Regions from separate parts of the Homo sapiens genome. Here region 2 is linked to region 1. The links are chromatin loops, found by intact Hi-C in ENCODE. Cell type or tissue: endothelial cell of umbilical vein. All regions are shown on one strand. Each heading gives the region's core, and the rest is flanking DNA. Links, peaks and the distances in the headings are about the cores only. Region 1 holds the start of LOC105371629 (a long non-coding RNA gene). Region 2 holds the start of LOC101928866 (a long non-coding RNA gene).

What was found. Hi-C counts contacts between places; a loop is a spot of excess contacts. Peaks named below come from ENCODE experiments on the same cell type or tissue, not always from the same donor. Only the 100,000 strongest peaks of a DNase experiment are listed, where the experiment ranks them.
Region 2: it touches region 1 in a loop (5-fold over the local background); 1 of 110 quality-filtered maps calls a loop at or near these places.

The regions. Positions count from the first base shown.
Region 1 is chr1:178,333,495-178,348,975 of GRCh38, forward strand. All of the region lies in intron 3 of RASAL2 (RAS protein activator like 2), which reads left to right. LOC105371629 (a long non-coding RNA gene) reads right to left here and starts at 7,847. Exons shown (of 3, transcript XR_922306.3): 1 at 5,235-7,847; 2 at 2,142-2,214. RefSeq lists an enhancer at 11,297-11,865. In endothelial cell of umbilical vein, for the core only: no CTCF peak of the experiment used is centred there; a DNase peak (open chromatin) is centred at 7,927; H3K4me3 peaks cover 211 bases; H3K27ac peaks cover 1,217 bases.
Region 2 is chr1:178,499,053-178,514,533 of GRCh38, forward strand. LOC101928866 (a long non-coding RNA gene) reads right to left here and starts at 13,998. Exons shown (of 6, transcript XR_001738307.2): 1 at 13,590-13,998; 2 at 13,024-13,230; 3 at 11,929-12,007; 4 at 7,998-8,110; 5 at 7,103-7,248; 6 at 2,406-2,489. TEX35 (testis expressed 35) reads left to right here and starts at 14,057. Exons shown (of 9, transcript NM_032126.5): 1 at 14,057-14,175; 2 at 14,975-15,025. The coding sequence starts at 14,137. It also overlaps a transcript of CLEC20A not described here. RefSeq lists a silencer at 2,595-3,039. In endothelial cell of umbilical vein, for the core only: CTCF peaks have their summits at 1,543 and 2,888 (motif pointing left); a DNase peak (open chromatin) is centred at 2,869.

The sequences.
Region 1 (15,481 bases), core at 6,356-10,355:
TGGGAGTTATTTATATCCTATTGCTCAAGGTCATCACCAAAGTCTGATTTTTTTGCAAAACAAAAAAATTGCAACCTCTGGCATAAATGGGTTAAGACCAGCATGTTAGATACATTATTTAGTTTTAAATGAGTTCAAAAACCCAAGCCATATGCTGAGTTTACTTTACCCATGGGGCACATTTACCTGTTGATAGTAACTACTGTTGAAGATAAGTTACAAAATAGTGTATAATCATAATAGTAAATAATCATAATTCTTGACTATACTAAAAAACAAATTATCTTTTCTTAGAATTACTTCTCTACTCACTGAAACAAACTTCTCCTAGAGGATTTTTCAGTTTTTCATTAGTAGTAATTTATTTTGTCTGTAGTTTCAGCAGTAATAAATTTAGATATCATGTTTTATTGCCAAGAGAAAATATGTTAACCCTTGTGGTAGACAGAAAAACTTGGCTTGTTTTTAAAGCAACAGTAAATCAGTCTTTGAATGTAGTATTTGTGTTTTTGAACTACATTGTGTTTTCTTTGTGGGATCATTGTTTTGGAATTGATCATGAATTGATTATAGGCCTTGCGTAATTCCATGCTTTTTATAACATTGCTTTTGCCTTTTCTGGGTATAATACCTAATTCATTTCTTATCGTGTTGAATTTTTTTAATACTAGTAATAATTTTTTACTGCATGTGCAGAAATTTAGAGGGAATTTTTAACCTCTTGAAAGTTATTTTTCTTATTTAATGAGATTTTCAAAAACTAAAAATGATTATTTATTGGTTTGTTTCTCATGTCCACAATGTTTTATACTTGGTAAAAAATCATTCATTTATTGCAACTTTTTTTTCTTTTTTTTTTTTGAGATGGAGTTTTGCTCTTGTCACCCAGGCCGGAGTGCAGTGGCACTATCTCGGGTCACTGCAACCTCCACCTCCTGGGTTCAAGCCATTCTCCTGCCTCAGCCTCCCAAGTAGCTGGGATTACAGGCATGCGCCACCACGCCTTGCTAATTTTTGTATTTTTAATAGATAGAATCAGGGGTTCACCATGTTGGCCAGGCTGGTCTCGAACTCCTGACCTCAGGTGATCTGCCTGCCTCAGCCTCCCAGAGTGCTGGGATTACAGGCATGAGCCACTGCACCCGGCCACAACTTTTAAAAGATAAAAAAATGCATGTCATTACATAGGAACTTTAAAAAATAATCTTTCTAAAAAAATAGGCAGGCCGGATGGGGGATGGACCCATGAGGTCAAGAGATGAAGACCATCCTGGCCAACATGGTGAAATCCCTTCTTTACTGAAAATACAAAAATTAGCTGGATGTGGTGCTGTGCACCTGTAGTCCCAGCTACTAGGGAGGCTGAGGCAGGAGAATCGCTTGAACCCGGGAGGGAGAGTTGCAGTGAGCTGAGATTGCGCCACTGCACTACAGTGTGGTGACAGAGTGAGACTCTGTCTAAAATTTAAAAAAAAAATGTATTTTAAAATATAATATTTGAAATAAAAATGTAATATAACCAGTATCATAAAATATAACAAGATTGTCCTTTTGGAGCCTGAAAAATAATTGAATAAAAGAGTTTTGTTTTTGTCACTATCACTATCCTAATGGATCAGAAGTAATAAGTAGAAGTACCACAGATCAATTTTTTTTTCCTTAAGAACTTAAATTTTCCTTTGGGGAATTTATTTTCTTTTAAAAAATAATCAGGACCATAATTTTCAAAGGTTTGGATAAAGGATAATATTCTACAGAAAAAAAATATAGCATATCTACAAACCAAAGACTATATATTTGTAATACTGGTTTTTCTTCTCTTTCTTCCTTTATATAAAATATAGGGTCTGATTAAATTCATTGGCCTATTTAATATTAAATATGTTTAAAAATAGAGGAGGAAAATAAGTAGCCGCTGAACTGAGGAAAGGGGCCCCTCATTTTCTCTTGAATTTGATTTCTTCCAAACAACACAAAATTTGGGGCCAGACTGCTGATACTGAGAATATGTTCCTCTCCTTTCCTTACTCAATCTATTCCCTTCTCCCTTAAAACACACACACACTCTCAGACACACACACTGATCTTCCTCTCCCTGGCCCCTCCGTATTCTCGGACACAGATGTTTGGAAACTGCTCACACATTACACACAATGATCATTTTCAAGTCAGGAGCTGCCTCTCAGATTCTGAGTGATACAGGCTCTCCAGTTGCTGAAACAAATGAAAAAGCACATAAGTGGAATGTCCTTTTGAAAATTCAGTACATCGTTCCAATAAATATATACATTGTTGCATCTGGATTAATACACACTGAGGAAAAGAGCAATAGCTTCTGATAAACCTAATTTGGAACAATATGCAAGCTCCTTTATAAAATTAATACTATTATAGAAAATTTGGAAAGTATAGAAAGCTATGAAGAGGAAAAAAAAAAACCCAAAATGCCAATTAAAGATAAATTTGGAGTAGTTTAGTATACCATAGTGGTTAAGGGAAAGCACTCCAAGAGCCAGCTAAAGCATGAATTCTGGCTCTACCACTTTGTGACCTTGGGCAAGTTACTCACTTAACTTGTGTCTCCATTTCCTCATCTGTAAAATGGGCAAAATAGTATAATTTACTTCGTAGGTTTTTATATTTTAGAAGTCTGTTTTCCTAGGAAATCGCTGTTGTAATTTTCCTTTTTCTTCCTTTTTTTTTTTAATGCTTGATAACAGTCTTTAGAGTTCTACTGGATTTTGGTGTGCTTCAGTTAGTTGTAAGGAAATAATGGAAATTGGAAATTGGATGAAGTTAACTGCCTGCAGTAGTATTTTGAATTATATAATACATATGTATGTCTTTGTATCAGTGGTAAGCCAAAGACTGATTGTACCATAAGATCTATGCTTTTTCTAAATAGATTTTATAGAAACAGTAGCCCATAGTTGCAAATATTCTTTAAAACGAAGGCAAAACCAAATGCCTAATGATCGTTATTTCTACTGAAACTGAGTGTTATCTGCATTATATGAGAAAAATGGACTAATGCTTTAGTTGTGACAGCACATTAGCTTAATAGGAAATCTGTAAGCCTAACATAATTATGTGTGTGTATGTATATGTATAATTATGTATGTGTATATATAAAAATATATGTATGTATGTATAACTAAATAAATATATAAATATATTTTTAAATCCACTAAAGAAAATGAATTTGTTTAAACTCCCTTTTTAAATGAGGAGGTCCAATATTACAGGCACGTCCTTGGCTCTCTGAGCATATTCAGAGATAGTACCCAGTAATATCCAACACTATCCGAAAATACTTTTAGTTGCTTTTCATTGTTTATTCATGAATTTTTTTGTAGAAATAAAAGTGTTGGTTTTGTTCTTTTAGTATAATCTTACTCATATGATGAAATAAAAGTAGGAAAGATTTCCTTGTATTTTCCCATTTAGATTTTGCTTATTATTATTATTTTTTTGAACTGTGGTCTTGTTCACATGAAAGCCTTAGTTTCTCAACTCAATATCAGGGGACTGATATTTGATTTTGCCTACTCCCTATAATACTTCCTCCTAGCCAATTGCCATTCCAGAAAAAAAAAATGCAGTCTACTAAGTCATCTTAGTGGGAAGAGCAAGGTAAAGCTCTAATGCTTAGCCAGAAGTTCTAAAAATATTTTGTGACTATCATAATTGTTACTTGTTTGACATGGCCCTTTCTAAACACTTGTAAGTACTTTGCTAACCATATGAATTAACAAGTCTTCTGATCTTCATAATGCCTCCCTTTATCAGAGAGCAGAAGTATGTATGTATGTGTATCTGTGTATTGTGCTGGCATCCCATCATACAAAAATGAAATTAAATAAAGTTTTAATGGTATTTCTGAATAAGTGGGTGACTTTGGTGTTTGTCATTCAAATGATAAACAATGGTTTTCTTTTTAAATATGAACTCTCAAAAGAATGCAGTGGGAAGACCCACATATCAGAATGCCAATCTTTTTTATGGGTAAACATGAAAAGACACTGTGTTTATGGTTAGAAGAAGCTGAGTATATGATCATCTGCTGTTCAAAAGAGGAAGCACATGTAAGCTCAAGAGCCAGCACACTTACAGCCTGGTATAACCTCAGTTGGTTTGCTTTGAGATGTGTTTTCTGCTTGGAAGAGGAGAACATAGGTATCCAGAGGGTGGCTTGTTGTTCATTAATTTATTTGATAAGCAATAAAATTGATATGCAAGTAATTTTTTTTTTTTGAGACGGAGTTTTGCTCTTATTGCCCAGGCTGGAGTGCAGTGGCGCAATCTCAGCTCACTGCAATCTCCTTCTCCCGGGTTCAAGCGATTCTCCTGCCTCAACCTCCCGAGTAGCCGAGATTATAGGCGCCTGCCACCACGCCTGGCTAATTTTTGTATTTTCAGTAGAGACAGGGTTTCACCATGTTGGCCAGGCTGTTCTTGAACTCCTCACCTCAGGTGATCCACCCACCTCGGCCTCCCAAAGTACTGGGATTACAGGCGTGAGCCACTGTGCCCAGCTGTGATTTTTAATTATATACAGCTAGCTTATTATTTTTGTGCTCACTGATTTTCAAAAAGATCATGCATTTATGGTTTCAGAATTTTTTTTTATTATTTATTTATTTATTTATTTTTGAGACAGAGTCTTGCTGTGTTACCCAGGCTGGAGTGCAGTGGCATGATCTCGGCTCACTGCAACATTTGCCTCCTGGGTTCAAGCGATTCTCTTGCCTCAGCCTCCCAAGTAGATGGGATTACAGGCATGTGCCACCACGCCTGGCTAATTTTTGTATTTTTAATAGAGATGGGGTTTTACCATGTTGGTCAGGCTAGTCTCGAACTCCTAACCTCAAGCAATCCACCAACCTCAGCCTCCCAAAGTGCTGGGATTACAGGCGTGAGCCACCGTGCCGGGCCTGGTTTCAGAATTTCTTAATGGCTAGCATATTGAATTGTATACCTGAACCAAAGTCAGAATCCCATAATATTACTTTTATATGGGATGGAGGGAAAATACATTATCTACATTCTTCAAAATTCAGCAAGTATACTATTTGGTTGATTCATAACTAAGAAAAAAAATCTCACAGCCTTTTAGAAACACTATATTTGTTGATATTGAACTTTGAAACTATCATAGATGTAGCCTCCGGGAGTTTACTTTTCTCTGTTTTCAAACCATTTATTTATTCAACAGATACTTAGTAAGCACTTACTATGTGGCAGACAGTATACTTTTAGCGTTGCAGATATAGCAGCGAACAAGGCAGTTATAGTCTCTGCCACCACTCAGATTCTGAGTGATACAGTTTTCTCCGGTTGCTGAAACAAATGAAAAAAGCACATAAGTGGAATGTCCTTTTGAAAATTCAGTATATTGTTCCAATAAATATATACATGGTAAGGGTGGGGTGGCAGCAGGGACTTTGTCTTATTTCCCACTTATCCCAGAGTTCAGGAAAATGCCTGACGTTAGTCAGTGCTTCATAAATGATGGATGGATGGATGAATATATTACACTCATCAAACCTTTTTAAAGTATTTAGACTTAAGAGGACTTTAGCATAACTTGAGGACAGGGGCCATAGCATATCTATTTTCTGATGCCAGCCTAGCACTGTGTATGTTATGTGCTGAAATAAGAACATTAAGGAATTCATCTCCATCTTGTGCAGTTTCAAGTGACTAACTGAAGCCAATAGAATTAAATACCAAGGAAAGATAGTCCTTTCATCATTTACACAGTTAGGACCTATTTCTAACAGGTGGGATCGTGGTCAATAGAAGTTGCTTCTAAGAGTAATTTCTACTTAACCTTCAATGTCTATGAACCCATAGCCATGTGCTATGGGAAACACAGCTTTTGGGATAGAGACTGAAGTGACTGGTAAAATTGTAATCTTTTCCTGCAGCATGAGTGAGTTCTCCAAGAAGCTGGAGAAGCACGAGTAAATGCTTCACTATTTAGCCATGAGCTCAAGCTAGAAAGTGGCCGAAATTCATGTCTCTGTAGTGAATCCCTCATTGGTTACGAATAGCCTCATAGAGTTTGATGGAGTTTTGAACTGTTGCATTAGATCACACAATTTGACCACTCAACTCAGCACCAAGCCTGTTCATTTTGGATAGGTGAGGCCACTTTAGCCATTTTATTTCTACAAATAGTCACTATGTTATAATTATTTGGTTTCACATTTCTCCCCTGTATAAAGAGTTGGGTAGGGTTGTCTTGACTAATCCATCTTATGTGGTCCTGGCCCAGCACCAAACTTAATAAATGTTTGTATTAGGTTGAACTGTATAAAAATGCTGTGTTTGTAAGTCAAAAAATAGTCAAATATCAGCAATGGTCAAGTGAATAATAAGAAAAATTCAAGCAGTGAATGACTGGTTGGACTAGATGATTTTAAAGATCTCTTCCGGTTCTGGGATTTCATGACCTTATAATTCAAACATAAATAACATCATCAGTCAGTTTCAATACTTAGCTACCAACTTATGAAACCATGGTGCTCATATTGTACACAAACCTGGCACCCTGTTCTTGTCTTTCTTGGAACTTATCACAGTGATTTAGCTATTTTTATACTAGATGACTATGTGCTCCTCATTTTAATGTGTATAATACATATCTAATGTGTAAGATATATAATACATATATACATAAATATAAATGGGTAGATAGATGATAGATACAGTGTATGTGTTTCCATCAGCTGTTAAAAGGTAGATGATAGATTAATACTGTGTCATTTTCATGTCTCTTCTGTTCTACTGCTTTAATGTGGCAGGTGGAGTCCACTGTGATTCAAACTATGAATTTTTTCATTGATCAATTCTGACATGCTAACCTCAGCAACTGAGCACCTGCATAATATGTTAGGTCATCATATTAATAATGAAGATTACATAGTTGACTTGCCTTTTTATTGGGGGAATATAGAAAAAAACCCTAGAAATATGACTGATTTTAAAACAAACTAAAATGATGATTGAGAACAGTAATACTATCTATAATTTCATTGCATCTAGTAGAAAATTAGCTTTGGAAAGCCACTCAGTTTATAAAATTGTTTTGATTATTCTTTATTTAAAAAATGAAGTTCTCAGTTTTAATCTCAACAGGAAATCTCTTGATTACAGCAGAGCAGATTTTTATCTGTCAATAAGTTAAAAAAATTTTGAGGAGGAAATCAGGCATCAGCTTCCAGGGGTCTAATAACTTCCTAACTTAATGGGACTTGCCTAACAGTAGATGAACTTTTCATTTTAAGACTTTGCCTTTAGTAGTCAACACTGTCCTCAGCACAGCTACAGACTATATAATACAGAGTCCATACAATACAGGGCATTTCTGTATGAATAAAGTATTAAATATTTTTTAAAAATAACTTTTAAAAAATGAAGTTCTAGCCTAAGACCTGAATTAAGGGCTTTAGGGAAATAAAAACTTTGTTCCTTTTCTAAATTTTAGATATTTCCGTTATGGTAAGTTAAACTGATCGGTTTAAGAAGGTAGTTTAAGATAGTAATGTATATGTGTTAACAGGCTTCTATCTCTGCGTCAGCTGTAAGATTTACCTGGTTTTTATACTCTGAAGAGTTTATATTTAAATTCAACATAATAAAACATTCAAAATAAGAATCTCTGAACTTAGTTTTATTTTAGACTGCTTTTGAAAAAATCACTTCTTAAAGTGCACAGATTCACACATCCACCCTCCCATCCTTTGTGATAGAAAAAATGAAATACTTAGCTTGGTAAATCACATTGCTTCTCCTGAAGTAGACTGCCTTCACCCAGTGCTGTGAAAGAAAGCCCAGTGAGTGAGTAAGGAAGGGTGGCTATTGTTTAGTGCTCTCTAGCAAAAGAATGGGATTGGGGGCGGGGTTGGGGCGAGGATTGAGTTTAACTGGCATTGGCTCTGGCTTTTCTGCATTCCAAACTGTCTGAGGCACGAAATGAGAGCAAAAAGGGAGAGAGCAGGAAAGCGAGCACAGGCGAGTACAGTATACAAAGTGTTTTGAGTTTCTGACTGGCGTGCCGGAAAGATCATGTTAGCACACCCAGAAACTTCACACGATGCAGACCCCAGGTAAGAGTTTGTAGAGTCTGAGACCGAAATGAAAAGTCACGTATTTAAGGGGAATGTGGCTTTTTAAAAATTACACAAATGCAGTGACTATTTACCTTTATGATTATTGGCTTTAAAAAAATAGGTTGGTTTTTATTGCTGTGAGTTCACAGAAATACTGTGTGGAAGCTGTCTGTTAGCATTCCAGTACAAAATCCAGCACAAGAATAGCCATCTAAGAAACTCAGATAAATTAAAAGAATAATGACCATAGCAAAATATTAACACTGCAGCATGTACTTGTTCTGTTAATAATATGAAATGGGTCCTTATTCTGGATCTTTCTTAAAATTCTTTATGAAATATAAAGATACCTGGGAACAGGTAAAGCTCATTTCTCTCTGAGTGAGACAGAATATATTGACCATCAACAAGATATTAACAGCCTTGCTTGAATCTCAGTAACACATAATCTGTGTCATTCAAAAGTTTAACAGGTTTGATCCATAGACAGCAGTAAGAGCATTCAAATGAGAACTTTGCTTGTTATTTTTGCCCAAGGTAGGCTTTTAATATCCTCTGCCAAGATGACAGGTAAGAAAGTTTATTGACTTATTGAAAGTTAAATCTGAAAGAGACTTGGAGATTATCTATAGTCTATTCTCTCCATTTTCAATGAAAATTTTGTGGTCTAAGGTACTTGCCCAAGGTCAGAATTAGGAACAGAATTGAAATGAAAACCCAGATCTCCTTATTGTCAGTTTAACGTGTTTTTCATAGAACCAATTATATATAGGCTTATATTTTCTCTATACTACATCTGCTAGCCCCAATTACAATGAATTATTGCCTAAATAGACCAAGTACATCATAAACCTAGATTGAAATCTTATGGAGAGGAGGTATTGAGAAATGGATGTCATCAAATCACTATTGATACATGCTCTTGACCAAAACCAAAAACATGTAACAAAATATTTATCAAGAGGAAAAAATGGCTTTCAGTGAAGGAAAATTAGTTTGTACGCTGCTTTTAATTTTTTAAAAGACTTTAGGACATCAATTTTCTGTATAAATATGTTAGTAAACTTTTTTCTGTATGCAAATATCTATTTTTGTAATGTATCTGTTTTACTGAAAGCAAATCGTATTCACTGCCTTTGTTATGTTTATTCAAAAATATAAGATAATATTTTAAATTATCCAGCTATTTTGACCAGTTGCTTCCTTATCCAAGGTCCATTTCTGTTTCTCCCTGCTTATAAGGATCGTCTGTTACTTCACCTCATGAATTATGTGTTAGCAGATAATTTAAGTGAAGGATCTTGAGAGCCGCAACAGACAGTGAACATCTGTCTTCATACATTTTCATTTAGTGCCTAAAAAAGGTTGCTGCCCTTTCCATTTTTCTGGAGACCATTGTGGGGATGAGAGGCCACACTATTCTAGTGAGCTAAATAGTAAAGATAGCCACTGTCAACAGAATCTGTCATGGCTCTTTACAACTCCTGGGAACAAGTTAGCTTGATTTGGCTATAAGCACAGTAAAGGGATGTTGTCCTTTTGTATTAAAGCCTGACCTGCTCTTTCCAGTTTTTGGCTGGGTCTGTGTAAGTGTAGTACTGACTTACAAGTCTGTGTGGAATGGGCAGCAAGTTATAAGGAATAGTTTCATTACTCCTCTCGGCTATATCGGAAACCAAATTACCAAGTGAATTCTCCACCCAGTAGGAAAGAAGAGACTGTCTGTCTTACTGGAGAATCCATTATTTAAGCACTGTTTTTAAGAGGACTGATGGCTGTGAGAATGAGGACATTAATGCTCTATCCAACTTAACAGTATTCATGTTGTATTACACAAAGCTTAGATTCTTCTCTGAGCTTTTATCCTGCTTTTAATATGTGAAAGGACTGCCATGATATATCTATGTATATTATGTTGTGTGTGTATATTATATGATAGAATAGAGAGTAAAATGGGCCTTTGGCCTGAGTATATTTTCTGATGCCAGAAATGATCAGAAGTCATTAATCTATTGCTGGTATTTTACTGACCTAAGTTAAAAGAAACTATTTTATTAACCAAGCTAATCATGATAAAACTCACTACCATGCACTACAAAGAGAAAAATACTCAAAGGAAACACACTTCTTTTTTAATTCTGAAAACAAATGTCAGATTATGCAGGTTCATACCTTCCGTGTTAGAAAAAAAAAACAATAAAAAGGTGCCCACTTTGTGGCTAAAGATAAATTTTATTTTTAAACAAGTTTTTATTGGTGTATAATACATGTAGATAGTTGTGGGATTCATTTGATAATTTAATATGTTTACACAATTTGGAAAGATCAAATCAGTATACTTGGGATACCCATCACCTGAAAAGGAGACAAATTTTAAATGGGAATAGAATGGGTATAGTGAAATGAGTGGCATAAAAAAGAAACTCTCATATGTATGTGAAATAATTTTCTTTTGACCAGTGTTTTCTTGAAGGCAGACCTATTTTCACTATTCATGATTTTCTCCTTGATACTGTTTTAAAATTTTTTCCCATGAACAATCTATATATAAATATTGTTTATATATTAAATTTTCAAAGAAGGTAAAGAGCTCTGCTATGTAATGACAACATTTTCTGAAAAAGATTTGGCTATAGTTGATCAAAACTTTTGACTCATTGAAAGGAACTGCTTTCTTTGCTGTTGCAATTTCTTTCTACCTCTTGGGCATAATTCTATGTTATGTGTCCCAGTTAAATCCCCAAGAATGAAATATCTTCAAAGAAAAATGAAGGCAAAAGATAGGGGCCAGGAGCAGGGACTTGAAGCTGGACATATAAATTGTTCTGAGATGTCAAATTAATTCTTTACTCATGAAAGTTACCCAGTTATCCACCCAAGACTCCAAGAGTCCTTTTATGTAGACAACACGATTGTGTTTGCCCTTCTGCTCCAGTCTTGACCTTCAGCAGTCTCTAAAGAGGAAAAGTGTTTGTTACAGACTCTTTTTGTTCTCTTCTGTTGTTTCACGCTCCCTAGTGGTTGTTCATGGTCATTCTTGTTTTCAGTTCCCTGTATATCAGTTGTAGTGAGAAGGAGAAGGAGGTGACTATTGTATTGTGAAATAAGGTTCACCGGATTCTTATATTTGAGTTGCATAAACTTTCTTAAAATAACTGATTCTTATATGCAGAATCAGAAGCAAAAATTTTTGTCCTGTTGTTCCTAGTGGACAATGATTCAAGAAAATGAGTCATGACTCAGCGATATGAATTCTCTTTTAGCCGGGGTTATTTTTAACTGCTGATGGGAATTCCATCTATCAAAATTCCACATTTAATTGTGGGTATGATCTCAGCTTGTGTTTGGAAGCCTTAAGCAATGCCACTCAGAATACTTTCTTTGTACATACTTGACAAGTAAGAGAGACTTACTGAGTCAGTGATTAAAATTCAGATGAAGGCCTTTGTCCTCTCTGGTACCCTCCTTGCCCCTACTCAAACCGTGTCATTAAGCTGAATTGGAAATACTGTTAACTCAAGCACATGAAGAGGGAACCATTGAGGAGATCCTGTTAATAATACGACTCTATAGAACTCCACATTTCTGTCATTCTCAGGTTTGCAATATTTTTTGAGTAAATGAGTTGCTGAAAAACACCTTGAAAAAGTAGTTTAGGTTTGTGCAGCCCTATTCTTTGAAGAAGAAAAGATACCTGGTTCTGCTTGCTCTTTCTAATGTCAGATCTTGGAAAATAAGCAACTTGAGCTGCTGGAATAAAGCAGGTGTCGTTCAGGATCAAGTGTTGCCTAGGATAGCTAGCCTGTTAGACAAGTTGCTAACTGATGTCCTGAATCCAATTCCAAAGATTACGGAGTACCTTTGAAAAATGTTGTAACAGCACTGTTGTGTAACTATTCGTAAATACTACCTTTAGTTTATATGAAGATTAGTAAAATGGGTATTCTTTCCATTTTTAAGATTCTGGTTTGTAACTTTTTTGCTAAAATACTTCAAGTGGGTTGTGTGTGCCTCTCGAGTCAGATCAGAGAAGGTAAGATGTCTGGGTCCCTACTTCAATCACTCTTCTTTCCAGGAATACCTGGAATATGAAGTTTCAGGTAAATAAGTGAAGTGAAATAACAAAGAGAAGTGATTTGTCAAAATGAGTGCAAGAAGAGCCACCAAAAATCTAGCTTGTGTGAGTACATAGAATTGAGTTTGTTCAGTCAAAGGACAAGGGAAGATGTGATAAGTCTATTAACAGGGAAGGATAATCATCTCCTGTGTACCAAGAGCTCATTTCGAAGAGTGTGTCCAGTATGATTATAGAATATTTCTTATCAGTATTTTCTCAAAGTATGGGAAACTAATCCCTCAAACAAAGGGAAATAGATTATTTCAATGCTTTCAACATGTGGTAGAGGAATTGCATCACACAGTATTTGGCCTGCTTTATTTATGAATCTCTATTGTACAGCTGAAATTTAAGGAGTTTTTTTATTAATTGAAATATTTTATCTTTCATATAGTTTGCCACATCAGCCAGGTTCAGTGGCTCATACTTGTAATCTCAACACTTTGGGAGGCTGAATCAGGAGGATTGCTTGAGGCCAGGCCTGGCAACATAGTGAGACCTCCCCTCTACAGAAAATTTAAAAATCAGCCAGGCATCGTGGCATGCACCTCTAGTCCCAGCTACTCAGAAGGCTGAGGTAAGAGGATTGCTTGAGCCCAGGAATCAAGACTGCAGTGAGCTATGGTCACATCACTGTACTCCCGCCTGGGTGACAGAGCAAAACCTTGTATCTTTAAAAAAAAAAAAGAAAGAAAGAAAGAAAAGAAAAGAAATCGCTATATACATCCTGATATTTTCCTTGAAGCATTTTTCCTCCACCTGAAGTCCAGTGAAATGTCACTGTAGTTTCCTGAAACAATAAATACGCTATTATATGAGTAGCATCATTTACTTGCTGGGGTATAATTGCTGAAATTTTGAAATATGCTTTTAGTATGTTAAGTTTTATTTATTTCCTTCCCCTATAAAAAACAGCACTTGGAAAATGATTGGTGATCAACTTTTAAAGATAATTTTTTAAAGTAGCTTTTTAAAATCAATTAAACACCTTACCATTCTCTTCTCATCTCTGAGAAATGGTATAGACCATTTTTATTAACCAAAAATATAGTATAAAGAAGAAACCCTAGGAGTTAACTGCTATCATTACAAGGAATGAAAACTAGTCTCCCTTGTAAACATTTTTTAGCTTATGCAAGATCAAAATGTACTAGGCAGAGGAAATTTATTGTAATATAAAAGGTAGAAGTCTAGTGGAAGTATAGCTGTTTGTCCCCAGTGCCTCAGTAGAACTGTTTAGGTCAACACTTGATGACACTGCTTTATTTTGGTTTTGTTTGGTTTTTTTAATGGAAGGGTATTTAAAACCAGAAGCCAGGCTTTCATCTGGTCTTTTTTAAAAGGAATATCCAAACAATGATTTACCTGTTTTTCTCAGAAGCTATCTTACTGTGAACAAATTGCAAAATGTATTTGACGGTGAAATTTTAATTATCAAGAAATAGTGAGCTTGAAGGGTGTGACTATTGCCATAAAGTGCTGTGATTTATGACAGCTTCCCAGTAGAAATTCTCCCAGTGTCAGAAATTATAAACCCATTTTCATTTTACTTTGTTCTTGAATTAAATATTTAAAGGTAGAATTTTTGTTTCTCTTTCCCCCTATCAGACCTGTGTGACGGGAGAATAGAAACTGTTTTAAGGCTCTTCAGATTTAGTTCAGATGTTGCTTATGTTACATTTTCTCTGATAGTCTGAAAAAATAAATTTTTAAATTTTAACGTTTGATCATAATATATAACAGGCTCCTACACATCAGTGAGAAAAAAGCAAGACTGGAATGCTCATTTTACAAAAGAGGTAATCCAGATGACCATTTAGTATATAACAAGGTGTGCAGCTATTGTTAGTCATCAGGGAAATGCAAATTTAAACCAAAATAGGATTACATACCCATCAAAACGTCTAAAATGAGAAAAAAGAAAATACCAAATGTTGATAAGTATCTGGAACAAAAATAGTTTTCATACCATATTGACGAGAGTGTAAACTTGTACAGTTACTTTGAACAGCTATTTGACAATATCTCCTAAAGCTGAACAATGCTCAGTGACCCAGCAATTACACTCCTATTTATGTACCCAATAGCAATGTATACCTAGGTTCATCAGAAGACCTGTACAAAAATGCTTTTAACAGCACTATTTATAACAGCTAAAAATTTGAAACTACCCAAATGCTCATCAGCAGTAGAATGAATAAATTGTGGTTTGCTTATAAAATGGAATTCTATACAGCAATGAAAAAGAACAAACCACTGCTTCATGTGACAGAATGCATGAACCTCACAAATGTATGTTGAGCATGAAAAGTCTCAAAAGAATACTCACTGAGTGATTCCATTTATATAGAGTTCAGACTGATCTAGGGTGATGGAAATCAGGATAGTGATTATCCTTATGGGGGTAATAACTGCCAAGGATACATAAGAGAGGCCTCTGGCTGCTGGTGATGTTCTGTGGTGGTGTTGTTTTCTGATTCAGATGCTGGTTACTAGCATGAATTACATTTGTGAAAACTTATTGACCTGTACATATGTTATTTGTACACTGCTCTTTTTTCTTTTTCTTTTTTTCTTGAGACAAGGTCTTTCTCTGTCAACCAGGGTGGAGTGCAATGGCCCAACTAATCATAGCTCATTGTAACCTCAAACCCCTTGGCTCAAGTGATTCTCCCACCTCTCAGCCTTCTGAGTAGCTGGGACTATAGGTGCACACGACTACACCTGGCTAATTTTTAAAATTATTTTTTTGTAAAGATGGGGTCTTGCTATCTTGCCCAAACTGGTCTTAAACTCCTGGCCTCAAGCAGCCCTCCCATCTTGGCCTCCCAAAGGGCTGGGATTACAGGCATGAGCTACCACGCCCAGCCTGTACACTTTTCTACATGTATGTTATACTTCAGTAAAAAGTTCAAGGAAAATATTCCTATTATAAGCGCTCCAGTTTGCAAACAAACAAAACAAAAACAAAAAACTCTAGGCAACTTCCAAGTTGATGGAAGTGATGTTCTGTAAAAGTCCTTTTTTGTTTATGGAGAATGTGAGCAGGACACCAGGTTTCTTTCTTTTCTTTTTGGTTTTTTTTTTTTTTGAGATGGAGTCTCGCTCTCGCCCAGGCTGGAGTGCAGTGGCGCGATCTCGGCTCACTGCAAGCTCCGCCTCCTGGGTTCATGCCATTCTCCTGCCTCAGCCTCCCAAGTAGCTGGGACTACAGGTGCCTGCCACCATGCCTGGCTAATTTTTTGTA
Region 2 (15,481 bases), core at 1,304-5,303, 160 kb after region 1:
TTCATTTGGCCACTCCCCCAGTCGTCTCCCTCAAGTCTTTCCAGGAAGGGCCCTGCAGCCTCACCCCAGCTCAGGCCCAGCACTCCCTGAGGGCAGCACTTGGAACTCCAGGCTGAAATTCCACGTGCCTTCCTGACTGTGAGCTCCTTGAGAGCACGGACTGTGCCAAAGTCACAAAGCACTCGCTTCTCACAAGCCCAACAAAACCTTTCAATAAATGGCAAGCATTATGTTTATCATTAGTAGCTGTGATGGTTAATATCGAGTGTCGACTTGATTGGATTGAAGGATACAAAGTATTGATCCTGGGTGTGTCTGTGAGGGTGTTGCCAGAGGAGATTAACATTTGAGTCAGCTGAACTGGGAAAGGCAAGACACACCCTCAATCTGGGTAGGCAGAATCTAATCAGCTGCCATCGCGGCCAGAATAAAAGCAGGCAGAAGAACACGGAAAAACTAGACTGGCTTGGCCTCAACATACATCGTTCTCCCGTGCTCGATGCTTCCTGCCCTTGAACATCGGACTCCGAGTTCTTCAGCTTTGGGATTTGGACTGGCCTCCTTTTTCCTCAGCTTGCAGATGGCCTATTGTTGGACCTCACCTTGTGATCATGTGAGTCCATACTCCGTAATAAACTCCCCTTTATGCCGGGCGTGGTGGCTCACGCCTGTAATCCCAGCACTTTGGGAGGCCGAGATGGGCGGATCACAGGGTCAGGAGATCGAGACCATCCTGGCTAACACAGTGAAACCCCGTCTCTACTAAAAATACAAAAAATTAGCCGGGTGTGGTGGTGGGCGCCTGTAGTTCCAGCTACTCAGGAGGCTGAGGCAGGAGAATGGCGTGAACCTGGGAGGCGGAGCTTGCAGTGAGCCGATATCGCGCCTCTGCACTCCAGCCTGGGGGTCAGAGCAAGACTCCGTCTCGAAAATAAATAAATAAATAAATAAATAAAATAAACTCCCCTTTATATATACATCTATCCTGTTAGTTCTGTCCCTCTAGAGAACCCTGACTAATACAGTAGCATTTGCTATTATTATTCTCTTTAGATTGCAGCTTCTACGCAGTGCTCTGCCTGGTACATAGAGACCTTAAATACATGAATGAAGGAGATGGCTTGAACAAGACACAGAGGGCCGATGGTGAAGGCGGGGGAGGACAGCCTTGGCACCCAGTGTGTGAGTTACATTGGTGGCTGTGCCAGGAAATCTAGGCAAGGGTCAAAGGAACCAAGAGTGAGGGAGGAGCAGGCTTCCTAAGTGGCCCAGGAACAAACACTTGGTTTGCATGAGCTACAGGAAGCCAAATGGTTCAGGGAAACTCCCAGCCACTCTTTTCCTATCCCCGAACACGGGAATGCCATTTTTACCCAGGCTTAAAGAACCCTTCTTTATAGACAGACAACTTTCACTTTCCTACAATCCACACCTTTTCTCCCAGAACCACCAGATCTGCATTCCCAATGTGGGAGCTGCGTTTCCCACAGTGCTTTTGCTAAAGTTGTGTGCCGTGGCCGCAGTACCCCTGCCAACCATCGGAGCAGGCACAGTGGAAACAGCCCTGCGGCCAGCTTGAGAGATTTTCTCTGAGCCTTGATTCTTCATCTACAAGATGAGAGTCAACATAGCTATTTGACAATGGCATTACGGTATCATGAGGATTCCTTGTCATGAATATGATGCACTTTACAAATTCCAGTGTGCAGGAAACACTTTCTTTTCTAGAGTGGGTGTCTCATTTTCTACTCCTACCCCAATGTATGATAATCCCAGTTATTCTGCTGCCTTGATAACCAGTAAAGCAACTTAGCTTTCACTCTGAGCGCTCACCCTGCCAAGCAAGGAAGAAATTAGAGCCCCTCTTTTTTCAGGGCTGTTCCCCCAACACACACTCTCTTGCACACATACTCACAGGCTGTAGAGAAAGAACAAGAGACTGGGTCTTGCCTTGGGCCTGTCTGCACTGCTCACCACTGAGACACCCGTTTCCAGTCCTTAGGGTGACTTGAGGTCAGCCAGCTCTGCCATGGATGAGCCACCCCAGTGACGGAGGATGTTCTGAGAATCTGGGACCCCCACATGGCTGCTCCTCTCTGAGGTCCTACTCCCGCCTAGGGCTCTGGGAAAAAAACACAAATTACTACCTAACAAGCTTATCCTGCCTCGTGTCTATAAAGCACTCAACCTCATCCCAGACCCATAGAAGAGGCTCAGCTAGACTTCCTTCCATTTCTTCAGAGAAAGGAAGGTTTTCTCCTCTCCCTGTGGGAGGCGCTGTGAACTGGAGACCAGGGCTGTGCTCTGAGGGCAGTACGGGGACAGCACCTGTGTCCTCCGAAGGCTCCATCAGCTGCGTGGGTTCAGATCATCCTCAAGGACCGCAGGACCTCAAGCTCGGCTGCACTTTGTTCATTTTGTGGACACTGGAGAGCCACAGGCCATGTCCCATTGGATGGAGGGGCAGCTCTTAGGAACACCTGCCCACCCTGAAAGGTAGGGTGTCTGCGGTGAGGAGCTTGTTCCCTTTATTCCTGCTCCCTGCTCTGAACTGTTTATTCGGCTTGTAACCTAAATCTGTTTCCACATCCTCTGTTATAAGTGTGGGTTGCCATGCCTGGCAAGGAGGGGCAGTCGGTATATGTTGACTGAATGAGTGGTTGGATAAAAATGATTTCCTGCTGATGATTGTGTGGGTTTGGACATGACCTGTGAAGTCGCCTGTGCCTCGTGGGGCCATTTCTGCCCAAGGGAAAAGTTCTGCTCTAAATCCCTATGCAGGCAGGGAAAGCAGGGGAGCAGCTGGGGCAGGTCACTGGGGTACTTCTGGAACACTTGGATCCCTTGGCGAGAGCCTCTGTTCTTGGGCGCCCCCTAGGGGCAAACACTCAGTACTGGGCAGCCAGACCGGCTTCCTTCAACCTGAAGAGCCCTTTTTGCTGGTGGGGGAGAGGAAGGGTGAACCCTTGCATTCTAAGCTACTGCTGCTTGTATCTTTCATTTATTCCACCCCCTTCCCCCTGTTTAAGTGCTGCTTTAATAGCTAGTCTTAAATAGAAACAATTCTACTTGATTCCTTTACAACTAAATATTGAGTTAATACTAGGTACCTAATTTGACTATTTTTCTTCCCATTAACCTAATATGTATATTATCTCTGATTTTGATCCTCTTACCTTTCAAATTACTAAATTCCTTTTGTTTTATATAACTGTTTTGGTCTTTTCTGTTCTGCTTCATATAATTTTCTTCAGCAAGTATTTCATACCAATAGCTTGGTTAGATACATGATTAATTTCCTCTTAATATTTTATTTATTTCAAGTATTCATGGAAGGGGGAAGGAGGGAGTGGGTTGGGTACACACCACATGTGATGGGTGCCTCTGAAAAAGCTGGCTTCAGGGACAGTGCAGGGACCGCCACAGGAGCACCTGTCCCTAAAGCCTCCTCCACCCCCCAACTCCCACCCCAACATACTTCTGAACTGGGTCCAGAGCCCTGGGGGTGGGAGTGGAGCCATTAAAAAAGGGAAGCACTGGTGTCTCTGCTAAGTGGAGCATCCTACCCTGCGAGATCCTGGGACAGGAGTAAGGACTGGAGGGTATCGTCCCCAAGAACTAGAGGCCTTTGGGGGCACTTAGGGTTCACAAGGAGCATGTGTCACACCCTTCGCATGCTTTGCCTTATTTAATTCTTAGAAATAAAATGTTAAAACCCTATGAGGTAGGTACTGTATAATATCCGATTTTACAAATGAGGAAACAAGTTCAGAGAGGTTAAGAAACCTGCCCAAGGCCATGTAACTGGTATGGCAAGGACCTGGAGTTTAGAGCAGGGCTGTGTGATATTACAGCCCAGGCTCATTTCCCAAGGCTGCTATTCCAGGACCCGCCTCAGGCCAACTGAGTTATCGGGGGAAAGGATGGAGTCCCTCCATCCACACTATGCAGATGACCCTCCTGCATCGGGGCATGGCCTGGGAAAGCAGGGATCATGTCTATTTACTCATTTTTTTAAACCACAATTTTACAAATGTCAAGTGGGAAATGCTGTCACGGGGTGCAGTGGTCAACACAGTCCACCCCTCTACTCCCCAAGCAAGGAAGGTGGAGGGTGTATGCCCCTCGGGGAAGAGTCTGGGGTGCAGGTCAAATGTGCTGGCTGTGTAGCCATGGCTCCCCCATTTAGCTGTGACTTCAGAAAAGTTAACTTCTGAGTTAAACAGTTTCCTCACCTGCAAAATGGGAATAGCAGCAGTGTTTATTTCTTAGGGTAGTCATGTGGGCTAAATAAACACACACAAGGCCGGGTGTGGTGGCTCACGCCTGTAATCTCAGCACTTTGGGAGGCCGAGGTAGGCAGATTGCCTGAGCTCAGGAGTTCGAGACCAGCCTAGGCAACACGGTGAAACCCCGTCTCTACTAAAATACAAAAAACTAGCCAGGCATAGCGGCGTACACCTGTAGTCCCAGCTAGTCGGGAGGCTGGGGCAGGAGAATTGCTTGAACCCAGGAGGCAGAGGCTGCAGTGAGCTGAAATCATGTCACCACACTCCACCTGGGCGACAGAGCGAGACTCCGTCTCCAAGAAACACGCACATACACACACACAGGCACGCACACACACAAAAAAAATGCTTGCTCAAGCCACTACCTGGTTTGTGACAGTGGTTCCCTGTATCCCAGCAGGCAAACCATTGACTCTAAGGACCCACAAGGAAGAAGACTGGCAGGGCCACTGAAACACATTGAAACAGAGGATGCAGGCCCCAAGCTCCTCATCAGTTGCCCTTTAGCAATGGGACAGATCAACATCTCTTTAAGCCTGAGCCATCCACCCTTCCATGAGGAAATGGTGCCATGTGTCCCCGGCCCCTAAGCTGCTCTCCCATTTGGCATGAACCAAGCTGTGGAAACGGGTTGAGGAGCAGCAGGAGGCTGCAGAGGCGGGGCCAGGGGCTTCCCCAGGAGGGGCCATACATGGAGCTGGGGTTTGCACTCTTGAGAGGATGTCTGAGAGTGAGCTCAGGAGGGGCTGTGGCAGGTGCAGCTGTGGCTGAGGACTGCTCAAGGGAATCTGAAAAACGGGATATTCCATCCTGGAAAAAGGGGCTGGTGGGGGCGTGGGGTTTAGACAAATACCCTTATATTAGCCAGGTGCCAGGGGAGGAAACACCACGAATGAGAGCAGGAGGAGGTGGGGGCTTTAGAATGTGCCCATTCCCATTCCTATCACTGAGCCAAGAGAGAGAAATGTCCTTCTGGGAGACTTTGCCTTGGTATCAGGAGCCATGGGGCTGGGTGAACTGCAGGTCTCCAACAGGGACAAAGGGAGGAAGGGAGGAGCTGGCATCCCAACAGCCAGGGGACAGGATCTGAGTGGAGGGGCCTGAGAGCCCCAGAGCTCCTGCTGGAACTGCCTGAGAAGGAAGGTCAAGAGAGGAAGGTCCTGCAGTCCACCCAGTGGTCAGCTACCCTGAGGCTGGGCCGTAAGCGCCACAGCTGAGGGAGGAGATGTGCTCTGCTCAGGAGATGAAGTGACGGGTCAAGAGGGAGGAAGGGTGGGACGTCCAGAGGAACAGCAGGATGAAGGCCAGGTAAGGTTATTGCATCAGTGAGAGGAGTCTCATGGACACCAGGCCAGCACTTCACAGTGTCCTTCCTGTGGACTTCTGTGGCTCCCATTTTCTTTTTTTGTTTGTTTTTTTGTTTTTGAGACAGAGTCTCACTCTGTTGCCAAGGCTGGAGTGTAGTGGTGCAATCTCAGCTTACTGCAACCTCCGCCTCCTGGATTCAAGCAATTCTCCTGCCTCAGCCTCCTGAGTAGCTGGATTACAGGTGCATGCCTCCATGCCCAGCTAATTTTTGTATTTTTAGTAGAGATGGGGTTTTGCCATGTTGGCCAGGCTGGTCTCAAACTCCTGACCTCAGGTGATCCACCCGCCTCGGCCTCCCAAAGTGCTGGGATTACAAGTGTGACCCACTGTGCCCGGCCGGCTCCCATTTTTCTTATTCTCTGAGCACTGACAGCTGAAGGAGACAATACTCAGAACCCAAGGGCTGCTGCGTTTATGAATAGCCCATCATTTCCTGAGGCAGGAATGATAGGACCTCCAAAAACAAGAATATGTTAGCTGCCCAGACCCCCATGTGGTGAAATGTCAGTCTGACACACACAGCTCAGAGAACACCTTGTTGTTCAACAGTCTTAGAGGATGTGTAGATTTCCGTCCAGTCCAAACTGCTGTGTGCAGTGACAAGGCCAGGCAAAGGTGCTCTTGGGCCAGTGGAGCAGACAGAGGGCTGATTTGGTATGCAGCATGCCTGCTGGGACAGGTGAGCATGGTCTCTGCTAGAAGAAAGAGCCATTTGATATGACAGGGGCACACTGCCCCCCCAGGGCCCAGCATGGACAGGAGCTCCCCATGATGAGCGGAGGGGGTGTGCCGTCTTCAGAGGCTCAGGCAGGCAATGGGACTGGCAAAGCCTGGCATTCAGTGGCCCTGCCTGGCTCCTGCAGTGGATTCAGAGAAGCTAGGATTCAGAGGAGCTAGGATTCAGAGGAGCTAGGATTCAGAGGAGCTAGGATTTAGGGGAGCTAGGATTCAGGGGAGCTAGGATTCAGAGGAGCTAGGATTCAGAGGAGCTAGGATTTAGGGGAGCTAGGATTCAGGGGAGCTAGGATTCAGAGGAGCTAGGATTCAGAGGAGCTAGGATTTAGGGGAGCTAGGATTCAGGGGAGCTAGGATTCAGAGGAGCTAGGATTCAGGGGAGCTAGGATTCAGAGGAGCTAGGATTTTGGGGAGCTAGGATTCAGAGGAGCTAGGATTCAGAGGAGCTAGGATTCAGGGGAGTTAGGATTCAGGGGAGCTAGGATTCCGGGGAGCTAGGATTCAGAGGAGCTAGGATTCAGGGGAGCTAGGATTCAGGGGAGCTAGGATTCAGAGGAGTTAGGATTTTGGGGAGCTGGGGTATTGGGAAGCTCACCAGGCCAGGAATGAGGTCCAGATGAACATGGCAGAGACCCAGCCCCAGTAGCTGGGTTGTGCTCCTCCTCTGGGCTCCCTCAGTTCCCTGAGCCTACCGCAAGCATCACACTTACCATCTTGTGCTAAAATGGTCAAATGATGCCTCTGTGAGCCTCATGGATGGTGAGTTCCCAGGAGCCAGCACCATGTCTTAATTACCTGTGTGCCTTTGGTGCCTTGCAGAGTGCTTGACGCATGGTAGATGCTCAGGAAGCCTGTGCTGAATGAACATGGGAATGGGTGTGGTGTCACCTGCATGTTGAACTAGAGCTGCTTGCTAAGAGCCAGCCTGGCCCGGAGCCTGGGCCTGCCAGCGAGCTGTGGGGCTGAGAGCCAGGCAGGCCCCGGGATCCGTGTTTCTCTGGCTGGGTTTCTCTGGATGATCATCATGGTCTTTCGAGGGATGAGGGCACAAGAAGGGGATCAATGGGGTTTAATCAATAATTAGATACAAATAAATTCACATGTGTGTTTAGGGGATTTGGCAAATGAGTGCAGCTTGCTCTAGCGTTTGATTCAATCCAAGTTGTCTTTCCCTAGAGGGCAATTTTCACACATGTTGCCACCCAGAAGAGTAATGTCACTTATGCCTCTTCCTCAGCTTTAAGTCAGAGTCCAGGGCCCCAGAGGGTTCATCTTGAAGTGTTGGTTTGTCACATGGCTCAAGAACACCTCAGAGTCCCATGTAGGGAGGAGCCGGAAGCGTCAGGAAGCAGGCTTCTGTTGGCTGCTCACTGCACAAGCAGGGCTGCTGGTGAAAGTGCATGCTGGGTGAGCAGATAAGATAAGGATACCTCAACCCTCTGTGAGGAAAAGGCTGTCCCAGGTGTCTGGGTGCAGTAAAAGGTCTGATGTTTGGCTGCAGAAAACCAGCCAAGTGAGAGCATTTGTGGAAAAAAATCATGAGAGGCTTAAACAGAAACACATCGGGCTTCCTTTTGCTCATGGCCACGAGTCGAAATTACCTACCCTGAGAATTCACGACATGGCACGAAGTAGACATCCTTGATGTTTGCATAGGAAGTGTCCTCATGGGTCACCAACCAGGAGTTACCTCTGCACACCTGGGCATCCCCAAAGATCTACAATGACCAGGAACATGCGGCCAGCTCTGTCAGTTAGGTTCTCAGTTGCAAAGAGAATCCACATTCAGCTGGTTTAATTGTTGGAAGGACTAGAGAATAAGGCTGGACTCTAAGCTTCCAGCAACAATGTTCGGAGCCACCTCGGAGATGGGCTGATTCAGGGAGCTGGCTCCCTCGCTCCACTCACAGAGGCAAACAGGATGCCTCGCAGGGGTTTCTTCAGGGCGTGACTCAGAGCTAAACACAACCCAATCTTATGTCCAGCATATCAACGTGGATCTGGATGTATATTGTTTAACTTTGTTAAACCTAAACTAGAGAAGAAAAATATTTTGGCATTAAATGCGAGAGGAAAATAGAATCCATTGAATTCAAGTTCTAGAAAACCACACAGCCTGTTTATGAGCATTCTACCAATGCTCTTTGCCAACAAGAGAAAAAATCCACAGCCCTGCACAGGGCTCAGTGATGTAACAAGAAGAAAGGAGCAAACCACCTTGGAAACTGCCTAATTCTTAGTCTTTAAATGCACCCAGATGCTCCCTACTCACCACTCAGTCACCCAGGAGAACCTCCCAGGCTGGCTATGTCTATGCTAGCATCAGTTCCCTCACTTCTCTCATCTCCCCTGGGTCTCTCCACCAGAGCTCTCAGGATCTGCCTTTGGCTTCTCTGTTTGGAGACCCACTTAACCAGTTTTCTTGAGCACATTGACCTCAGCTCTCTACGTGACTCTTGGCTTTACAAGTTCCCTCACTTTTATCACCACCCCACAGCCCCAGGTAAGAGATGCTCTAGGCCAGGCGCAGTGGCTCATGCCTATAATCCCAGCACTTTGGGAGGCCAAGGTGGGCGGATCATCTGAGGTCAGGAGTTCGAGACCAGCTTGGCCAACAGGGTAAAACCCCGTCTCTACTAAAAATACAAAAAAAAAAATTAACCAGGCATAGTGATGGGGTCCTGTAATCCTAGCTACTTGGGAGGCTCAGGCAGGAGAATAGCTTGAACGTGGCAGGTGGAAGTTGCAGTGAGTTGAGATCATGCCACTGCACTCCAGCCTGGGTGAAAAGAGTGAAACTCTGTCTTAAATTAAAAAAAGGAAAAAAAAAGAGAGAGAGAGAGAAATGCTCTGTCTCCAGCCTAGGCCCAAACCCCTACCAAGAGAAGAGGATTCAAACTTTCTGGGCCAATGTTCACATGGACTCAGCTCTGAGGTCCTAATGACCTCGGGGGCAGAACGTTCAAGGGAAGGAGGTAAACCAGATGTAAAAGAGTCAATGGCCAGGCTGACCCCACTGGATGCCAACCAGCAGTCAGTATCTCCGGGTTCTGAAAAACTTGGCTCAATCTGAGTCATTGCCATGTTCGGTGGGTGGGGCCTAGCATTTGGCATCTCCAGGCAGGAATCAAGTTCAGGTGGCTTCATGGGGCTGGACACAAAGGTTCAGCTGAAGAAGGTTATGGATTCTCAGCCAAGAAGACAGCAGCAGGGCCCACCCCTCAGGAAGGGGCTGGCAAAGCTGAGGCAACTTGGTTGGGCCCTAGTGCTACTCAGAGGGCTTAGAACAGCAAGAGAAGTGTAGACCAGACCCACATTCTGTGCTGCAGAAGGGCAGAAGCCTGTGGTGGGGAGGGAGGTTTGCAGGGCCTTCCACAGAATGAGACTGGGTTAGACTGGGACTGGGACAGACTGGAACTATTGCACGGGAAAGCCCTGGACAAACCAGATCATTATTCCAGTCTCTGTCTCAATGCTCCAGCCCACTGGCCATTCAGGTGACACAGAGGTGAGTCCCTAACCCTAATCCTAACTCTTCCAGTTCACATTTGCTAGGAGATTTCATTCTGTTTGAGTGTCCAGTGTAGGTTTCCTCTTCTTTTTTGTTTTTTGTTTTTTAATTAGACAGGGTCTCATTCTGTTGCCCAGACTGGAGTGCAGTGGTGTGATCCTAGCTCACTGCAGCCTTGGCCTCCTGGGCTCAAGCAATCCTTCCACCTCAGCCTCTAAAGTAGCTGGGACCACAGGCGTGCACCACCAAACCCAGCTACTGACTTCATGGATTTTGGACCTTGTAAGCTACCTCCCTTTTACCCTAAGTGTGGAAGAACTCGAAATCAAGTTTTCTTATGAGGAGACTTGTTAGAGTAGAATAAGGAAGATGAAATGTGTCAGGAAAGTATAGCGGAGATTAGCTGCCTGCCCCATAAGCCTGTCTCCTCTTATTCTTGGGAGAAACCTGGCCATATTTCCCAGCCTCTTTTGCAGTGAGATATGGCCTTGTGATTATATTCCAGCCAAAGGAATGTGAGTGGGAGAGACGAGGGCTATTCCCAGGACTAACCCAAGAAACCCTCCCATCTGAGACGTTCCACTCTCCATGGACCCTGTGTGAAGCATAGTCCCCCAGCAAGGCCAGCCCCAAGAGGCTACTGTGCCACTCAGTTTGATTGTTTCAGTGATGGATGGGAATTTGAAGCTGTCAGAGGTGGACAGGAGGCTATTAGGGGAGGGAATCTCAACTGCAGAGCACCTTCCGGCAGGGAAGCTGAGAGAGACAGGCGTGAAATCATCACTGTACTCTATTTGGGTTCCATCCAAAGAGGGTAAAGGGAACTGGCTAAGTAAGGAGGCCTCAGGAGCCCTGTTTGGCAGGAGCAGGGAGAGCCTCTGCTGGCTGGCGGTGTTGTCTTTATCTCACATGGTAGGTGCCCTGTGATGGTTGGTTGTGGGAAGAGTAGCAGTTTCCCCTGGGTCTCAGAAGGCCCTGGCAAGCATAGGCCTGTCATGGTGAACTTACAGAGAAGATCCTTCCACAATACATTTGCTCAGACTTTTCACTTGTCATTGGCTGTATTGAAATAGCCAGAGATTTACAATGATCTGTTCAGACTGTTATGTTTTGTTGCTGAAATAGAGGTACCAGGAAGTTCATATGATAAAAACTGGATATAAATTTTCCAAAGAAACAACATAATAGGATTATGATTCCAGCCAAGGTCTGATACACTATGATAAAAATGATCAGAAATTGCATAGTAATCAGTGTGCCAATGATAAAAGCTATTTCTACTCTGCTCGGAGTAAAGCTTTCCAAGGTGTCTATAAATCAGTCAAGTAGGATGACACAGGAATCAATCATATGAGATCTCTAAAAATGTCATGTAAGAGGATCTCATGTAAGATCGTCTCTGGCTGAGGGCAGCCACCCAGATACTGCAGCCTGTTGGGATGTAAACAGCCAGGGCATCCTAAGTGTGAGTCGTCTAGGTCACATGTATTGAGCCGTGTCTGTTTGAGTTTGACTGGACAGCAAAGCCTGTGGGATTCTGGGTCTTTGTGAAATGTTCCACCCTAATCAAAGGACTTTAGAACATTGGGCCCCCAGTGGTCGAATAGGCCCCTCAGCACGCATGATGTTCTCTTCATGTTCTCTGGGCCTTGACGCAGGGAGTGGCTGAGCCTGGACCTCATCATGGGCCAGACCCAGAATCACAAAATGCCAAACTCAGAGGCTTAAAACCATTTTAAAATTCCCCCCGACCCCAGCCTCCCCTCACAACACTGTATCCTTAAAACTGAAAAAAAAAAAGCAGGACCCTTGTAAAGAAAATGAAACCCAAATGATATCAACTTGGAGAACAGAGACAGGTGGCTGCTTCTTTCTGTCTGTTGTGAATATTCCTTTTCCCCCAAACTCCGATGGAGCAGCAGTGGGCTCTATGCTGCTTGCCCTGGTACAGAGGGGTTTTGCCCTGAAGGGGGATTAGGAAAAGCGTGTCTGGCGTTCTTCAAGTAAGAACGTCCTATGGCTTACCTAGAACAAAGTCACACCACAGCAATACCAACACTGCAACACTGCTTCAACCTCGTTTCTCTTGCAGGTGCAAAAGCTTCTTAAAAGAATATGAGAATCATTATTCAGACTGGGCATGGTGGCTCATGCTTGCAATCCTAGCACTCTGGGAGGCCGAGGTGGGAGGATCCCTTGAGCTCAGGAGTTGGAGATCAGCCTGAGCAACATAGTGAGACCTTGTCTCCACAAAAAAATTTTAAAAATTAGCTGGGAGTGGGGTGGCGCATGCCTGTGGTCCCAGCTACACAGGATGCTGAGGCAGGAGAATTGCTTGAGTCCAGGGGTTCGAGACTGCAATGATCCATGATCATACCACTGCACTCCAGCCTGGGAGAAAGAGCAAGATCCTGTCTCTTCATAAATAAATAATCAGTATTCAGGTTCGCCACGTGGATTCCCCCAGCCCCGCCAGAATATATCGATAAAACAATGGTGTACAATGTTTGAGAACATGAATAGTAAACGCTGTGAGAAGGCACAAGCCCAGAGCTGTGGCTCTGTAGTTAAAATTCTGCCCAAATGATAATACCATGTGTACTTGTGTATATATACATAGATAATTTTTTACTTTATAATGCAGCTTTGCATTGAGACCCTGATTTCTCTTAGACCTTCTTTCCTAATAGATAGGCCAGTGGGCTCATGTGCTATGCTTGGCTAGAAGGCAGCTCATTTAACAACTGCTCAGCCAAGCAAGGGAAGCTCTACTGCAGGTCCAGGAGGCCCCCAAGCCAAAATTAGCAGAAGGAGGTGGGGCACATTTTCACGGGGCTGGTGGATGTTGAGATGGAGTCAGTCATTTTCACTGTAATTCCCTTAGAGGAAGGGCATTCCTACCACGAGGCCATCAGATCTGAGAGGGCTGAATTAAAAGGTCCAAGGAAACTGAAAAGTTCCAGCCCCTCATTTATAAGTGGGGAAAGTGAAGCCTGGGAAGCTGGTGACCACCCCCAACTCCCTCTCCTTCCGCTGATGCAGTGGCAGACACATTCTCCTCTGGCTATGGTGGAGTAAGACCCACAGCTGTCACCAGTGTCAGGGCTGGGAAATCACCACCTAGGAAATGCATCAGAAGTGCTGCAGGTGGCTCCAGAAGTTCCAGTGGCCTCCAGGAAGGATAGTCCCAAGCAGGTGTGTGAAATGGGAGGGTAAGTGTGGTCAGTAGTGGCCTGCATGGGGATGTCATTCACATGCAATTTGCATTAGTTCCTGTACTCCTGTGCTGTCTGTCCTCAGATGTCCATGTTGGCCTTTTCTGTGCAACTAGCAGTTGAAATGAGAGGGAAGAAGGAAGTGAATGACCAGTGATAAGAGGAAAAGAGAAATCAATTTCACCAACCCAGATCCCCAGTGATTTTTTATCCCATGGGGTGCCATGTTCCTCTGACTGTCTACTTTAGCACAAACTATGGCTACCCGCAGAATGGCCTTTTCTTTAGTATTCTTCATTTGCCCGAAAAGCTTCTTATCTTTAGCTTCTTGTCCCAACCCTCTTCCCGGATGATAGAAGAACTAGGAAAAGAGAATTTTTAGGTGGGCAGGGGTCTGGGGGTGGTTGTGGGACAGGGGCAGTGTGAGGTCAGAGGCATCAGAAACCATCCTGCTGAGACTGGCTACCCCACCTCATACAGAGTAACCCAGGTTAAGTGAGACGGTGCATGCACGTTGAACCAGAGAGACTTCATGGCATCCTCCAGCCCAAGGTGGCTTCCGGTCCGAGGTGGGGTCGGTTCGCGCGAGGAGCGCACAGCAGAGGACATGGGCTGTGCGCTCAGAGGAGGAGCTGGCTGTCCCTGGAGGACGTCCTTCTGAGTCAGTAGGTGAGTCCTGCTGCAGAAGGAGCCACTGCTTCTGACGCGTGCCTTGCACTTCGACCGTAGCAGGCCATGATCCTCCTCAGTGTGGACTTTCCTTCTGTTGCAAGAGGGAGGCCTGGTGGGACTCTGAAACCTGGCCTGAACCCCTCATCTCAGTGGCCGAAGCCCCCCAGGCCTGAAGCTGTGGTGACGCTCTGGACCACCATGTGGGTCCTGGCATTGTGACCTCAGCTGTTCCGTACACAAAGGGGTGGTCACCCTGCCCTCACCTTGACCTGTAAGTTGCCTAGGACAGTGGCCTGGTCCCAGGGGCTGTTGTGGGGAGTTGAAGAACACCCTGGCCTCCTCCATCATGTCGGCCAAGAGGGCAGAATTGAAGAAAACACATCTGGTAAAAGAGAGACATTGCTGGACAGTGTGGGTCCTCTCTGAGCTCCTACTGAATGGAGATGGTGTCGGGGCAAGGGATACAGAGAATGCTCGCATGAATCTCTGGTTTTTCTTTCTCTGTACTGAGCATAAAGCAGCCTCTCAGTCTGGAAGGGGTGTGGGATTAATCCCTAGCCTTGGGGGTGGGAAGGAAAGAGGCCTCTGCTGCCTCCCTCTGGGGATGAGGAGCACTGCCAAGGGAGCACTCCCTACTCCAAGACCACTCATGGTTCCACGGCCCATGCCAGGCCTGCCAGGCCCACATCTAACCAGCAGGGCTAAGGCTCAGAATAACCTTATTAGATAAATATAATCATCACGTCGATTTTATAGATGAGGAAATGGGGGCTCAGAGAGGCTAAGCAACTCACCCAAAATAACAGAGATAGTAGAGAGGTCAGCTGAGACTATAGTGCAAATCTGCCTATGGCCAAAGCCCTTGCTCTGGAAACAACACTTCCGGGGCTTGCTTCTAGTTATCTTAAAGTGCTTTCTCCACGCTGGCGCCTCCAGCAGGGAGAGGGCTGCCTGCCAAATAGGCAGACACACGCCCATAGGAAGAGGACAGCACGACAAGATGTGATTTGTTAGGAATCGGATCCGGGTGCTGCGGGGTCTGTGAGCCTGAGCTCAAGCCAGTTGGACAGGCAGGGTTGCATGGTTGTGGGGGGCAGGGGGCAGGGTTCCCGTGCAAGGGCCAGATGTTCTCCTCCCCAATCCTGATGTCTGCCAGCCTGAATCTCAGTCTCCTCTTTTTGCAGAGCAAGAACTACAAGGCAGTTTGCCTGGAATTGAAGCCAGAGCCGACCAAAGTAAGAAGCCCTTTTGAGGCCATGCAGGCAGCCAGGCCTGAGATCCATGGGGAAGTGACCAGGAGTCAGGGGTCATTTGCTGATCCTAGTGGCCAAGATTTGTCCCAGGTGCTGGGGGATGCACTGAGAGTTCTTGCTCTCATAGAACTTCACACTGTAACCAATCAGATACATAAACGAACAAGGACTCATTCAGCAGTGTTACCTGCTCTGCTGGGAATCAAGACAGGGAGACATGTCTGAGTGGCTGCCGTGGAGTGGGTGGTAGGGAAAGGCCTTCCTTTGAGCTGAGAGCTGAAGGACAAGACTCTGGCTTTGCAAAGGCAGAGTAAGAGCCTTCTAGGCAGAGGAGGCAGCATGCACTGAGGCCCAAGGTGGGAATGAGCCTGGCTGTTCAAGGGACAAAAGGAGCTGAGGCCCCGTGGGCCAGCAGGGGAGTGGAACAAGATGAGCTGA